2 separate regions of the Homo sapiens genome follow, and region 1 is linked to region 2. Evidence: read pairs that join two places in POLR2A ChIA-PET (ENCODE). Cell type or tissue: Panc1. All regions are shown on one strand.

Evidence for each region. ChIA-PET counts read pairs that join two places held together with the same protein. Peaks named below come from ENCODE experiments on the same cell type or tissue, not always from the same donor. Only the 100,000 strongest peaks of a DNase experiment are listed, where the experiment ranks them.
Region 1: POLR2A ChIA-PET joins it to region 2 with 5 read pairs; 5 of 35 experiments call an interaction of 5 or more read pairs at or near these places.

What each region holds. Positions count from the first base shown.
Region 1 is chrX:154,765,312-154,773,311 of GRCh38, reverse strand. It overlaps DKC1 (dyskerin pseudouridine synthase 1), which reads right to left. Exons shown (of 15, transcript NM_001363.5): 3 at 7,782-7,868; 4 at 7,314-7,405; 5 at 6,912-7,096; 6 at 6,251-6,315; 7 at 5,930-6,056; 8 at 4,880-5,010; 9 at 4,002-4,145; 10 at 2,433-2,553; 11 at 63-181. It overlaps SNORA36A (small nucleolar RNA, H/ACA box 36A), which reads right to left and starts at 4,784; the gene lies at 4,653-4,784. It overlaps MIR664B (microRNA 664b), which reads right to left and starts at 4,716; the gene lies at 4,656-4,716. In Panc1, no CTCF peak of the experiment used is centred here; no DNase peak of the experiment used is centred here; H3K27ac peaks cover 154 bases.
Region 2 is chrX:154,603,542-154,611,541 of GRCh38, reverse strand. No RefSeq gene overlaps it. Among named protein-coding and RNA genes, the nearest start is that of CTAG1B, 12 kb to the left of the region's middle. In Panc1, no CTCF peak of the experiment used is centred here; a DNase peak (open chromatin) is centred at 7,351; H3K27ac peaks cover 2,170 bases.

The sequences.
Region 1 (8,000 bases), 160 kb before region 2:
AATTTAAAAAAAAAAAAAAAAAAAAAAGAACCTGGCAGGGCACGCAACCCAGTACCACTTACCTTTGGACCTAAACCCCACTTCCGAGGGTAAGTGTCTCTCTCCATGATCACTCTCTTGATCTTGGCTACTATACCATGGTCGCAGGTAGAGATGACCGCTGTGGTCATTAATGCAATAGCTACAGGCATTGAATAAAGAAAAGAATTATTTGAAGGGTGAAAGAATTGATAATTGATGAGCCCCAATTCTACTGTTGTATGCCACTTTAAAACTTTTAAAACTCTGAGCTACTACTTTAATTGGGGTTACCTTTGCTCAGGATGTGCATATGGAGGAAATACTCCATTATGAGAAGGAGGCCTTTGAAATGACGTTAAACTTCTGAAGTTAAAAAACACCTAACCAAAGCACCTAACGATACACATAACAGGCTTGCAGCTCAAGACGTCTATAAGAACGGCATGCACACTCCCTTTGGGGCCACAGAACCTTTGAAGTTTTAAGGATTCCTTTTCTGCTGCTGTCCATAAGCCGTGGCTGCCTTGCCTGCTCACAGAGCTAAGGAATCCTGATGACATGCTTACTTCTGGTACAAATTAGACCCATTAAATGAATAGCTCTAAGGTTCATTCACTAAGAGGGTGCGCAGAGCATTTAAAGTCTTAAGAGACAATCCAACAGTAGCTAAGCTTTCACAAGTTAAAAAACACTGGTACTTTACATGGAACCACAAAAGACTCAAAATAGCCAAAGCTATCCTAAGCAAAAAGAACAAACCTGGAGGAATCACATTACCTGACTTCAAATTATAGTATAGAGCTACAGTAACCAAAACAGTATGGTACTGGCATAAAAACAGGCACATAAACCAATGGAACAGAATAAGGAACCCAGAAACAAATGCACACACCTACATTTAACTCATTTTTGACAAAGGTGCCAAGAACATACACTGGGTAAAAACCAGTCTCTTCAATAAATGGTGCTGGGAAAACTAGATATCCATATGCATAAGAATGGGAGAAAATATCCGCAAACTACCCATCTGACAAGGGATTAATAACCAGAATATATAAGGAACTCAGCACTATAGGAAAAAAAATCTAATAATCTGATCAAAAAACAGGCAAAAGATTTGAACAGACACTTCTCAAAAGAAGACAAATAAATGGCAAACAGGCATATGAAAAAGTGCTCAATGCTGATCACGAGAGAAATGCAAATCAAAACTACAATGAAATATCATTTCACTCCAGTTAAAATGGTTTATATCCAAAAGACAGGCAATGACAAGTGCTGGCAAGGATGTGGAGAAAAGGGAACCTTTGTACACTGTTGATGGGAATGTAAATTAGTATAACCACTATGAAGAACAGTTTGGAGGTTCCTCGAAAAACTAAATTGAGCTACCATAGGATCCAGCAATCCCACTGCTGGGTATATACCCCAAATAAAGGAAATCAGTGTTATCAAAGAGATCACAGTAGCCAAGATTTGGAAGCAACCGAAGTGCCCATCGACAGATAAATGGATAAAGAAAATGTGGTACATATACACGATGGATTACTATTCAGCCTTAAAAAAGAATGAGATCCTGTCATTTCCAACAACATGGATGGAACTGAAGATCGTTATATTAAGTGTAATCGGCCAGTCACAGAAAGACAAACATTGCATGTTCTCACTTATTTGTGGGAGCTAAGAATCGAAACAATTGAACTCATGGACAGAGAAGAGTAAAAGAATGGTTACCAGAGACTGGGAGGGTAGTGGGGGGCTGGCAGGGAGGTAGGGATGGTTAATGGGTACAAAAAAAAAAAAAATCAGGCCCGGCATGGTGGCTCACACCTGTAATCCCAGCACTTTGGGAGGGCAGATCACCTGAGGTCAGAAGTTCGAGACCAGCCTGACCAACATGACAAAACCCTGTCTCTACTAAAAATACAAAAAATTAGCCAGGTGTCATGGTGTGCACCTGTAATCCTAGCTACTCGGAAGGCTGAGGCACGAGAATCGCTTGAACCTGGGAAGCAGAAGTTGCAGTGAGCCGAGGTCACGTCTCTGCACTGCAGTCTGGGTGAAAAGAGCAAGACTGTCTCAAAAAAAAAAAAAAAAAAAAAACACCACCACCAAAAAACCAAAAGAATGAACAAGAAGAGTGAGACTATTTAATAGCACAACGGGGTGACTATAATCAATAATAACTTAAGTGTATATTTTAAAATAACTAAGGTGATAAATAACTAACAGTAAAATAGGATTGTTTGTAACACAAAGGATAAATGCTTAAGATGGATGCCCCATTCTCCATGATGTGATTATTATGTATTGCATGCCTGTATCAAAACATCTCATGAACCCCATAAATATATACACCTAGTATGTAACCACAAACATTTAGAATTTAAAAAATAAACATCCCCTCTTACCCATGCAGATTGCTTCTCCTTTGGTGGTGATAACCACAATCTCCTGATTGACCTCAATGCCGTCCTCATATCGAAGAACACCTGGAAGCATAATCTTGGCCCCATAGCAGATGGCATTTACCTGCAGAGATGGCACCAAGTGTAAGGGGCCCAGCTGCTGCCCTCCACCCCACTCCCACACCAGAGTAAAGGAGGACAACAAGGGAGTGGGGCCTGACACCAGGAAACAGGGATGACACTTATAGCCCACTAGCTGCAAGGGGCATGAGTGGTACTCAGAAGAGCCACCTCACTGTGCTATAGGTACCACTCTCCGCACATTACACACGACTCAAAAGTAGTAAAGAAGACTTTCAGGTTTTCAGGTTCTAGAGACTCACAAGTATTTTCTTTTTTTTTTTTTTTTTTTTTTAATTTTCAGGCAGAACCTCCCTCTGTTGTCCAGGGTGGAGTGCAGTGGCACATTCTCGGCTCACTGCAACCTCCATCTCCCAAGTTCAAGTGATTCTCAGCCTCCCAAGGAGCTGGGATTACAGGCACGTGCCACCACGCCCAGCTAATTTTTGTATTTTTAATAGAGACAGGGTTTCACCATATTGCCCAGGCTGGTCTCAAACTCCTGAGCTCAAGCAATTTGCCTGGCCCGGCCTCCCAAAGTGCTGGGATTATGGGTGTGAGCCACCGCACGTGGTCCATATTTTCATTTGAAACATAAAAATAGCCTTGGCATTCCTTAATTACTCCTCTCTCCTCCTTATGAGGAGAAAGAACAGATTTACTGGAGATCCAGGCAATAACAGGCTCTTAAAGAACTTGAAAACAAGATTACTGAGCCCTGTTGAACCAATCACACAAAAGTCTTGGTGCAGAATTTATAGGTCAGTGGGTACAAGTTAAGGCTACCTCTCCAGAGGTTCAATGGTACCCAATGCACCCATCTGCCTCATACCATCTCCACTCACCTAGACCTCTTTTGATCACATTCTCCCCTCCCTTTACATTCACCCAGAAGCCAATGGTTTGATAAGGAGAGGACATCACATTTATGTTGTCCACTGTTTTGTGACTGAGTTTTTTCAACTATTATGGTGCCATCTTTCAGTATTTATTACAGCCTATACACATACAAAAAATGTGAACATCTATACAAGATTTGAATATAAATAATTACCAACTACAAACATTTTAAATATCCAGAAATTTTTATCCCTCAAGTTAGAGAAAAAGACAATGTTTTAATTTATAAAAGGCCAACTCTCTGATCATCATAAAAACACAGCTCACAGCCTTGATCTCCTGGGCTCAAGCTGGTCTCAAACTCCTTCCTGGACTCAAGTGATCCTCTTGCCTCAGCCTGCCAAAGTGCTAGGATTATAGGCATCAGCCACTGTGCCTGGCCTAATGTGCCTTATTTTTAAGTATGCCTACCATTAAACTTTTACTTTAAATTAATATACTTGGTTTGGACTTGAAAAAAATAAAATAAAACCCAAGGAAAACAATAAAAAGAGCAAGCCTCATCTTTGGAGTACGTTCTTTCCAAATATAAACTCCTAACCCGGAACTTACTGCACTGTCTTTCATAACCAGCCGTTTATGAGATGTCAACAGCTTTTCCAAAGGGTAAACAACTCGCCGCAGGTAACTCTCATCCTTGTGGTTATCATACAGCCACTGAGCATCAAGCACATCATGCATTGTCACCATGTGGTCCTGAAAAGCAGCCATGTATGAAAATAATTCAGTTTATTTGTATCTCAGCCCATCAGACCCCAAACTTCCTAAAACTGAATGTCACTTGTTTACTAGTCCAAGCTCATTATGTCTTCAGCCTCTTCAGTCCTGGCTCTTCCAGGCATCTTTTTTTTTTTTTTTTTTTTTTTTTTGAGACGGAGTCTCGCTCTGTCGCCCAGGTGGGACTGCGGACTGCAGTGGCGCAATCTCGGCTCACTGCAAGCTCCGCTTCCCGGGTTCACGCCATTCTCCTGCCTCAGCCTCCCGAGTAGCTGGGACTACAGGCGCCCGCCACCGCGCCCGGCTAATTTTTTTTGTATTTTTAGTAGAGACGGGGTTTCACCTTGTTAGCCAGGATGGTCTCGATCTCCTGACCTCATGATCCACCCGCCTCGGCCTCCCAAAGTGCTGGGATTACAGGCGTGAGCCACCGCGCCCTCTTCCAGGCATCTTTAACCGTTGAAGTATTAGACCCCAAGCAGGCATTTTTGTAGGCTGGGAGGCAAATGAATAGAATAATACTTTCTACCCAATCATCTCCCTTAGCCCATTTTAATGTCCCAAAGTTTAATTAACAGAACAGGGAAGCTGCCCTGGACTGAACTCAACACTTTGGAAAGCATCTTTCCCACGACATGAAGCAAGTGGAGTGCCATCAAAGGCTGGCAGATGGTAAGAACCAGCTCTAAAACTTCTAGCCCCGTAACACATACCTTTTCACTCATGACTCCAGAACGAACCCTCCGAAGCTCCTGCATCTGACCACCAACTCCCAATAACAAACCAAGGTGCACACATAATGTCCGAATGTAGGTGCCAGCCTCACAACTCACCCAAAAGATTCCTAAGATACACACACACAAAAGAAAAGCAGCACCTACTGTAAATACATCACTGGTTGAGAAATGCAGTTATCCTTCATCTGAGCCACCAAGACTAGAGGTGACAGACACACTTCTTAAAATATAAGCATTTGCTGTAAAGATCTGTAATTCTGGCCAGGCACGGTGGCTCACGCCTGTAATTCCAGCACTTTGGGAGGCAGAGGCGGGTGGATCACGACGTCAGGAGATCAAGACCATCCTGGCTAACATGGTGAAACCCCGTCTCTACTAAATGTACAAAAAATTAGCCGGGCATGATGGCGGGCGCCTATAGTCCCAGCTACTTGGGAGGCTGAGGCAGGAAAATGGTGTGAACCCGGGAGACAGAGTTTGCAGTGAGCCGAGATCATGCCACCGCACTCCAGCCTGGGCGACAGAGCGAGACTCCGTCTCAAAAAAAAAAAAAAAAAAAAAAAAAGATCTGTAATTCTGATATTAGCAGAATTTTTAACACTTAAGTTGCAGGTATATTCAGCATGGTATGTTTCATGGATGGGAGGAAAATTGGCATTGTCTTAAATTTACTTCTGACAACAGAAACTTCTAAGCAGTCAAAATTGCAACAAATAAAAAACACATGCAAAACATACTTTGGTGAAAACACTTACCTTTGAACAAAGCACCGAACTACACAAATGCAGAATGAAAACATTTCAACTCCAGCAGAAGCAGTCATCATAAAAGGTGTAAAAGCCATCTCACTTTACTAGGCACTGTTCACTTTTTCAACAAAAGATAACAAAAACTATCGCCCACAGACAATATCCCAGCTGTAGGGCAGGTTTTAGAAAGTCTTCAACTTCAAGGGCATCTACTTTTAATAAGAGAACAGAATCCTGAAGAATGTGTTCATACCCACTCACAGGCCTAATGACTCACCTAATCTTCTTTCAGGATCGTATTCAATCATTTTGCTCTCGTAGATGGTCCTCACTCGGAGCTGCCTCTTTACTGCAGCAATAAGTGGGGGTCGCTGGAATAAGGCACCTGTCAGAGTTTCTAGGGCCTAAGAACAAACACAAATGAAAACAAACACCTCATCAGAATGTACATGTGCAGTCACTGGTCCAGGCTGGCTGCAGCAGCCGACTGAAAAGGGGACAAAAGGAGTCAGTCAGGACAGCTAACCCATCTCCAGATGTTTAGGGGCTCAGAGATCCAAGTCAACAAAGGGTGTCCTCCCTACAATTGCAGACTTACCCTAGAAAGCTGGGTCCCCCCTTCAATAGCATTGTGCAGCCGGACAATCCCCACATACTCTTTGCCTGAAAAATGACAAAAGAGTAGTCAGGTGTGGCCACTGAGTTTTCTGTTTTCCATATTTCTTATATGCTCAGTCACTCCCATTTTGCACAGCAGGAAAAGCGGCAGTTTGACCTTGTGTTTCTATAAAATTTGCATTAAGAGAGATTTCATGGTGATGATGTGGGAAAGAATGAAGACACTTTCTCACTGGGAATTCAATGTACTAACAGGGACAGTTGGGAGTACTCAGTGTAGAAGCTGCGTGGAAAAAGCCTTGCAAGATAAGCAGGCTTTTCTCAGATAAAAATGAACGAAGGATACTTTAGGCAGAAGCGGTAGCACAGAGTGAGAAGCCTGGAGTGACAAGCTGAGAGCTGAACCCGGACAAATGGATCCAGTCAGCTTGATGAATACATGCTTAGTATGTGGAATTCCAAAAAGCGCGGACCACCAAGATCTGGCAGGGGACAGAACGTACACAGAAACCAAAACAATATCCTTGCTTTAGGATTTTTTTTTTTCTTAATGAAGAAATAGTTTCCAGCAGACAAAACATAGAAGGGAAATACAGAAAGCTTTTCACTCTAGCCAGTCCTTCCCTCCCTCTCCCACATACCTGCACTCTGTTGTGACTTCACCAAGCGAGTGGCTCGTTCTATGCACACGATTAAACAACCAGTCACCTTGGGATCCAGCGTACCACTGTGCCCTGTCTTCTCCACCCGAAGTATCCGTCGAATCCAGGCTACCACCTCATGGGAAGAGGGGTTAGAGGGCTTGTCAAGATTAATGAAACCTGTCCTGGAATGGAAAAAAAAAAAATTAATGTATCACCCACTCTTAATGCTCCAGTGAAACAACAAATCTGAAAAGTTAAAAAGAAAAATAATTCACTGCGGGTACAGGTTATATATTCAAGACAAAGCTATTCTGGCATGCCACTGCCTTCCTGAATAGCTGATGTGAAAGCATTTTCAAAAGAAAGTAAGTTTGCACAGTGCCTCCTCCCAACACTTACCTGATATAGTCCCCAATCTCTCTCTTCAGAGGATTTGAACCACATGCAAGAGGTGTATAGTGTGTTGTCCTTACATTCAGCTTATCAAAATTCTACAAAGCAACGACACAACACAAAACAAAATACCATGTCGTGAGCACATGTAAAAAAAGAGTCAGTACCACTATGTGGCCCACAAACTGGCATAGGTCTGCAAGATGGACTAAGTACAAAAACTGAGAACTGTTGACAAACTCAGCAATTTAACATTGTGGGGACATGTGTTCTACAACAGTGTTGAGTGCACTGCCAATTTTTTAAAAACTTGGTTCTCATTTCAGATACCTTAAGGAATCCTGCTTTAAACTGTATCAGTGGGCACTTCCCAAAGTCAAGGATGCCAGCAGTAAGCATTCTCAATCAATTGTTTAACACTTGGAAATAACGTAAAAGCAGGCATTCATCTGATGCACGATTTTAACCACATACCTTTAGCAAAAGGGGCCACTGAGACGTGTCCAACTTAGCAACTTTGGATTCAGGTTTGATAAGAAATTCTTCAGCGTGTTGTATTTCCTTCGACAGGACAGAAATATAACCTATTAAACTTCCCACCCGATTTTGAACAATTCCATTACTGCCATGGAAATGTATGCCTTTTAAACAGAAAACAAGGCTTCCTATGCCTTTTCACTGGGACCTCCAAGG
Region 2 (8,000 bases):
CGTTTCACCAGGAAAAAAGTCAGCTTCCTGTTTGGATACCCACTAGACATTTAAAGTTCTACAATGAACCCATCGGAAATGCAAAGAAAAGCGCCTCCGCGGAGACAGAAAACCCGCAATCGAGCATCATCGACTCGCCAGGTGAACAAAATGGTGGTATCAGAAGAACAGATGAAGTTGACATCCACCAAGGAAGTGGAGCCGCCGACCTGGGCCCAACTAAAGAAGTTGACACAGTTAGCTGAAAAAAGCCTGAAGAAAACAAGGGTAACACAAACTCCAGAGAATATGCTGCTTGCAGTTTTGATGATTGTATCAATGGTGGTAAGTGTCCCCATGTCTGCAGGAGCAGCTGCAGCTAATTATACTTACTGGACCTATGTGCCTTTCCCGCCCTTAATTCGGGCAGTCACATGGATAGATAATCCTATTAAAGTATGTGTTAATAATAGTGCATGAGTACCAGGCCCCACAGATGATTGTTGCCCTGCCCAACCTGAAAAAGAAGGAATGATGATAAATATTTCCATTGGGTATCATTATCCTCCTATTTGCCTAGGGAAGGCACCAGGATATTTAATTCCTACAACCCAAAATTGGTTGGTAGAAGTACCTACTGTCATTGCCAGCAATAGATTTACTTATCACATGGTAAGTGAAATGTCACTCGGGCCACAGATAAATAATTTACAGGATCCTTCTTATCAAAGATCATTAAAATTTAGGCCTAAGAGGAAGCCTTGCCCCAAGGAAATTCCCAAAGAATCAAAAGGCCCAGAAGTCTCAGTTTGGGAAGAATGTGTGGCTGATACTGCTGTGGTATTACAAAACAATGAATTTGGAACTATTATAGACTGGGCCCCTCAAGGCCAATTATATTATGATTGTACAGGCCAGACTCACTGATGTTCACAGGCCCCATCCATCTGGCCCACTAATCCGGCCTATGATAGTGATTTAACTGAAAGGCTGGACCAGGTTTACAGAAGGTTAGAATCACCCTATCCATGGAAATGGGGTGAAAAGGGAATTTCATCACTTCGAACAAAGTTAGTTAGTCCTGTTGTTGGTCCTGAACACCCAGAATTATGGAAGCTTACTGTGGCCTCGCACCACATTAGAATTTGGTCTGGAAATGAAGCTATAGGAACAAGAGATCGTAAGCCATATTATACTATTAACCTAAATTCCAATCTGACAATTCCTTTGCAAAGTTGTGTAAAACCCCCTTATATGTTAGTTGTAGGAAAAATAGTTATTAAACCAGATTCCCAAACTATAACCTGTGAAAATTGTAGATTGTTTACTTGCATTGATTCGACTTCTGATTGGCAGCACCATATTCTGCTGGTGAGGGCAAGAGAGGGCGTGTGGATCCCTGTGTCCATGGACCGACCGTGGGAGGCTTCCCCATCCGTCCATATTTTAATGGAAGTATTAAAAGGAGTTCTAACTAGATCCAAAAGATTCATTTTTACTTTAATTGCAGTCATTATGGGTCTTGTTGCAGTCACAGCTACTGCTGTGGCTGCTGGAATTGCTTTACACTCCTCTGTTCAAATGGTAAAATATGTAAATAATTGGCAAAAGAATTCCTCAAAATTGTGGAATTCTCAGACCCAAATAGATCAAAAATTGGCAAACCAAATTAATGACCTTAGACAAACTGTCATTTGGATGCGAGATAGGCTCATGAGCTTGAAATATCTTTTTCAGTTACAGTGTGACTGGAATACGTCAGATTTTTGTATTACACCCCGAGCCTACAATGAGTCTGAGCATCACTGGGCCATGGTTAGATGCCATCTACAAGGAAGAGAAGATAATCTTACTTTAGATATTTCAAAATTAAAAGAACAAATTTTTGAGGCATCAAAAGCCCATTTAAATCTGGTGCCAGAAACTGAGGCAATCGTGAAAGCTGCTGATGGCCTCACAAATCTTAATGCCGTCACTTGGGTTAAAACTATCAGAAGTTCCACTATTGTAAATTTCATATTAATCCTTGTATGTCTGTTCTGTCTGTTGTTAGTCTACAGGTGTATCCAACAGCTCCGAAGAGACAGTGACCAGCGAAAACGGGCCGTGATGATGATGGTGGTTTTGTCAGAAAGAAAAGGGGGATATGCAGGCAAGAGAAAGAGAGATCAGACTGTTACTGTTGTCTGTGTAGAAAAGGAAGACATAAGAAACTCCATTTTGACCTGTACCCTGAACGATTGTTTTGCCCCGAGATGCTGTTAATCTGTAACTTTGCCCCAACCTTGAGCTCACAGAAACATGTGTTGTACAGAATCAAGGTTTAAGGGACCTAGGGCTGTGCAGGACGTGCCTTGTTAACAAAATGCTTACAGGCAGTATGCTTGGTAAAAGTCATCGCCATTCTCCATTCTCGATAAACCAGGGGCACAATGCACTGCGGAAAGCCGCAGGGACCTCTGCCCTGGAAAGCGGGATATTGTCCAAGGTTTCTCCCCATGTGATAGCCTGAGATATGGCCTCGTGGGATGAGAAAGACCTGACCGTCCCCCAGCCTGACACCCGTGAAGGGTCTGTGCTGAGGAGGATTAGTAAAAGAGGAAAGCCTCTTGCAGTTGAGATAAGAGGAAGGCCTCTGTCTCCTGCCTGCCCCTGGGAACTAAATGTCTCGGTATAAAACTCTATTGTACATTTGTTCTCTTCTGAGATAGGAGAAAACCCACCCTGTGGCGGGAGGCGAGACATGTTGGTGGCAGCAATGCTGTTCTGTTACTCTTTACTCCACTGAGATGTTTGGGTGGAGAAAAGCATAAATCTGGCCTATGTGCACATCCAGGCATAGTACCTTCCCTTGAACTTATTTGTGACACAGATTCCTTTGCTCACATGTTTTCTTGCTGACCGTCTCCGCACTATCACCCTGTTCTCCTACTACATTCCCCTTACTGAGATAGTAAAATAATAATCAATAAATACTGAGGGAACTCACAGACCGGTGCTGGTGCAGGTCCTCCGGATGCTGAGTGCCGTCTCCTGGGCCCACTGTTCTTTCTCCATACTTTGTGTCTTATTTCTTTTCTCAGTCTCTCGTCCCACCTGACGAGAAATACCCACAGGTGTGGAGGGGCTGGCCCCCTTCATCCACCCACCTTGAGGAATCCATCTGAGAAACTCCTGGATATGCAAATGAGGTAGAATCCACCAGCATCTTAATGACACCACCACGTAAATAGTTTTTAGAATGTAAATGTCCACCAGCTGCGGAAAGGCTGAACAAATCACTGCACAACTGAGGAAGGCGAGGGGGGTTGGTACATCCAGGCCGTGCCAAAGCCGGTTCTGTCTCAGAGCAGCGGAGTTTTTCCAAGAGACGTGGGCACGCTGTGAGGAAGTCCCAGCAGGAAGCCAGGTGAATGCCACCTCCGCATGCCTGCCCCGGAGGGTGTGAGCGGCTTCCTTCTCCTCTGGATCCTTTTTTGATCTCCACCTCAAAAAAAAAAAAAAAAAAAAAAGAAGTCTGGAAAGATTATATATAACTATAGGTATAGCAGAGATTTGAAAAACAATAAGATAAATTCACTGTAGTAAATTTAAAAAACGATTAACTGGACATTGTGCTAGGAAAATATAATGAATTCGAGAAATAGAAAACATTTTTCTTTTTGGCCAAGACCACTCTCCAGGTGGGACTGTGCTTTCCCATTACATTGCACCAGGAAGTGCACCACATCTTTCTTTGTCTTTATTGTGATGCTATTTAGGTTCAGGTGGCGTCAGCCTGATCACTTTTTTTTTTTTTTTTGAGACAGGGTCTCTCTCTGTCACCCACATTGGAGTGCAGTGGTGAAATCCTAGCTCACTACAGCCACATTTTGTTTATCCATTCATCCGTTCATGGATGACACTTGGATGGTTTCCACCTTTTGGCTATTGTCAATAATGATGCAACAAACATTGGCACAGAAGTATCTGTTTGAGGACCTGTGCTTTTTGAGCAGCCGCCAAACAGTTTTCCATAGTGCCTGCACGATTACATTCCAGTCGGGAATAGATGAGGGTTCCAACTTCTCCCCATCCTCGTCAACTCTTACTATTTTCTATTTTTTAAGTAACCATCCTAGTAACTTAACTGTGAAGTGGTATCTCATTGTGGTTTTGACTTGCGTTTCCCTAATGACTAAGGATGTTAAGCATCATTTCATGTGCTTACTGGTCATTTCTGTATGTTTTTTGGAGAAATGTCTAAGTCTTTTGTCAATTCTTTAACTCAACTGTTTATCATTTTGCTTGAGTTTTAGGAGTGTGTTGTATATTACGAGTTGAGTTTTAGGAGTGTGTTGTATATTATGGATACTACACCCTTATCAGATATGATTGGCAAATATTTTCTCACTTTCCTCAGCTTGTCTTTTCACTTTTGTGTTGAGGCTTAATATTACCATGCTGACCTGGCATCCATTTTGTTGTCTTCACATGAGTCCCCAGATGCCACACAATGCCCTTGGTTAATAGCCTAAGCCCAGTTCCCAACCGCTGCCCTTCGATTCCACTTTCCTTCCCCTAAAAGCCATCTCACCAGTACACACACACACACCCAGCTGCCTGACCAAATGTAAAGTTAGATTAGGTCCACGTGGTGGGAGCCCCTTTTTGTGGGCATTTGCTTTGAATCCTCCAATCTTCTCACCCCCTACTGCGATGCTCTGACCATCTCCCTGGACCCAAATAGAGGCAAGTGCCCCAGGTCCACACACACCCTCTGCACATGTTGAATGACCTCCGTGTAGCCTCCATAACCTGTGAGTAATAGAAGTTCTTTGTTTCCATCTTCTGGCTCTTCTAATCACTGAAGGAGTACTCTCCATTTTAAAGGAACTAAATTAAAACAACTTTCTTGATAATGTTCTTGAATGCACAAAAGTTTTTCATTCTGATGAAGTCCAGTTTAACTATCTTTTCTCTGGCTGCATGTACTTTTGGTTTCATATCTAAGAAGCTATTGCCAAATCCAAGGTCATGTAGATTCACCCTGTGGTTTCTTTGAAGAGTTTTATGGTTTTAGCTCTTACATTTAGGTTGCTGATCGATTTTGCGTTAATTTTTACTTACTGCATTACATGGGGGTTCAACATCATTCTTTTGCATGAGTAATTCCACTTGTTCCAGCGCTGTTTGTTGAGGAGACTGCTGGATTGGCACTCTCGTCAAAAATTATTTAACCGGGGATCATATCAAGTTAAAAAGCTTCTGCACAGCAAAGGAAACAATCCACAAAGTGAAGAGACAACACACAGAATGGGACAAACTATTTGCAAACTACCCATCTGATAAGGGATTAATGACCAGAATACATAAGGAACTCAAACAACGCTGTAGGGAAAAAAAAGTCTAATAATTCAAGTAAAAAAGAGGCCAAAGAAGCAAAGGAACAGGAGGGGTATAAGGAGGGTTGAGGGGGGGAGGGGATGGGGCAACCAGAGACAGGATGGAGATTTAAGGATCCCTGTGATTCCCGAGATGACTCTGAGAGCATCAGCTGGGGAACCGGATGAAAATTCACAGCAGACGTGCATTGTTTGGAAGGAGGTGAGGAGCCAGAAACGGTGAGTTCTTCACTGAAGGAGTGACCACTTGATCTGTTCTTTGGCTGACTGCAGTACCTGAGACACGGTCTGCTCCATAAGAGGGACATCTTCATCCCCTTATTTAAAAAAAATTTTTTTTGAGACAGCATCTCCTCTGTTGCTCAGGCTGGAGTGCAGTGGCACAGTCAAGGCCCACTGCAGCCTCCACCTCCCCAGGCTCAGGTGATTTTCCCACCTCAGCCTCCCGAGCAGCTGGGACTACAAGCACGGCATACATTGCCTGGCTAATGTTTTCTGTTTTTAGTAGAGACGAGGTATCACCATGTTGCCCAGGCTGGTCTCAAACTTCTGGGCTCAAGCAATTCTCTCACCTTGGCTTCCCAAAATGCCGGGATTACAGGTATGAGCCACCTCGGGGAGCCAGAATTTCTTTCTTAAATGTTTGATTCATTAACCAATAGAGCACCCAGCCTGGAGTTTTCTATGTGGCAAGGTTTTTAATTATGAATTTATATGGGTAATTGATATAAAACTCCTTTTTTTCTTGTGTCAGTTTTAGTAATATGTGTCTTTCAATGAAATTATACATTTCATCGAAGTCATTGAATTTATAGTTACAGAGCTGTTAATAGCATTCTTTTTTTTTTTTTTTTTTTGAGACAGAGTCTCGCTCTGTCGCCCTGGCTGGAGTGCAGTGGCGCGATCTCGGCTCACTGCAAGCTCCGCTTCCCAGGTTCACGCCATTCTCCTGCCTCAGCCTCCTGAGTAGCTGGGACTACAGGCTCCTGCCACCATGCCCGGCCAATTTTTTTGTATTTTTAGTAGAGACAGGGTTTCACCATGTTAGCCAGGATGGTCTCGATCTCCTGACCTCGTGATCCACCCGCCTCAGCCTCCCAAAGTGCTGGGATTACAGGCGTGAGCCACCGCGCCCGGCCAATAGCATTCTTTACTAGCCTTTGACTTGTTTCACTGATGTCTGCTTTGTGATTTATTAGGTCCTCCTTCTGCTTGTCTGGGGCTAACTTTCTCTTTTCCTCTAGGGTGCATACCCTTCCACCCACCTTGAGGAATCCATCTGAGAAACTCCTGGATTTGCAAGTTAGGTAGAATCCACCAGCATCTTAATGACACCACCACGTAAATAGTTTTTAGAATGTAAATGTTCATCAGCCGCAGAAAAATTAAATAAATCACTGCACAACTGCCCCAGGGGAAAAAGTGTGAGGAAGCTAGAGAGAGAGCATGGTAGATAGTTGGGTACTAGCATAGAAAGAGGTTAAAACAAGTCACCAGATCTCTGCATATAGGCTATGGCACACTCTTGTTTTGGCAGTGTGCTCCCGCCACGTGAGCATGTAGGGATGTGCACAGTAACTCCCTGGAAAGCCACCTCCACGCTCAAGAGTGCTCATCGCTGGACAATAGCTTTAGGGAAATAAAACCTTCACCTTTTAAATCTCAGACTTCCATGTTGAAATATTTTCATCAAGCATGTATTACTTTGGAAATACACGCCTTTACTTTATAAAAGAAGAGTCTGCTCGAATAAGAAACCATCTCTCCTAGTCCTGTTCTTTCAAAACATTGGAAGTGGATTTTGAGTGTGTTGAAATGTCTGTGCCACAGCAGAGGGCACCTGTTGGTTTTGTCACCCAACCTCTGTTCCCCTGTACCAGTGTGCATATTTCCCCTAGAACCACTCCCTCCCTTTCCCTTCAGCAGTTTTGATTCTGCTGGAGTTGACTTCACCCCAGATTCCAGGTGGAATGACTCATCCTTCCTCTCTCACTATGTGATGCCAGCTTTCCGCCAGTTCCTGCCAGAAGTAGATGTGGTCTGAGGCCCTCACCAGAAGCAGATGCTGGCACCACCCATCTTACAGCTGCAGAACTATGAGCCAAATAAAACTCTTTATGAATTTCTCAGCATCAGGTATTCCTCTATAGCAATGCAAACAGACTAAGACAGGGATTGAGTCCTTGCTGAAAAGCTCTCAAAAGCTGCGATGGTAGAAAAAGCAGCGAATGAGTCTTCTGTGCATAAGAATCCAAATAGGGAGGAGTGAGCCTGCAAGGGAGTCCCAGGAGGAAAGGGAGGAGGAGAACGGGCACAGGGACCAGCTCTTTCCAGATAGGGCTCCCCAACCTGGTCCACAAGTGCGGGCTTCATTCACCCAGAGCTTGAGTCTTTAGTTTCATTGTCCCGTGACCCCGTCCCGCCACCTCTGCCCAAACATGGCCCAGGTGCAGCCGGCCACCCTAGCCCCATGGCTGGATGGCTAGAGCTGGCGGCTTTTAAACCCAAGTCAGGTGGCCCCAGTCCTCTGCTCTAAGCTGTCCAGTGGGCTTCCCTCACTCACAGTGAAAGCCAGAGCCCTGATGGCAGCCTACAGTCCCGACATGATCGAGCCTTTCCTCTCTGGCCTTCTCACCT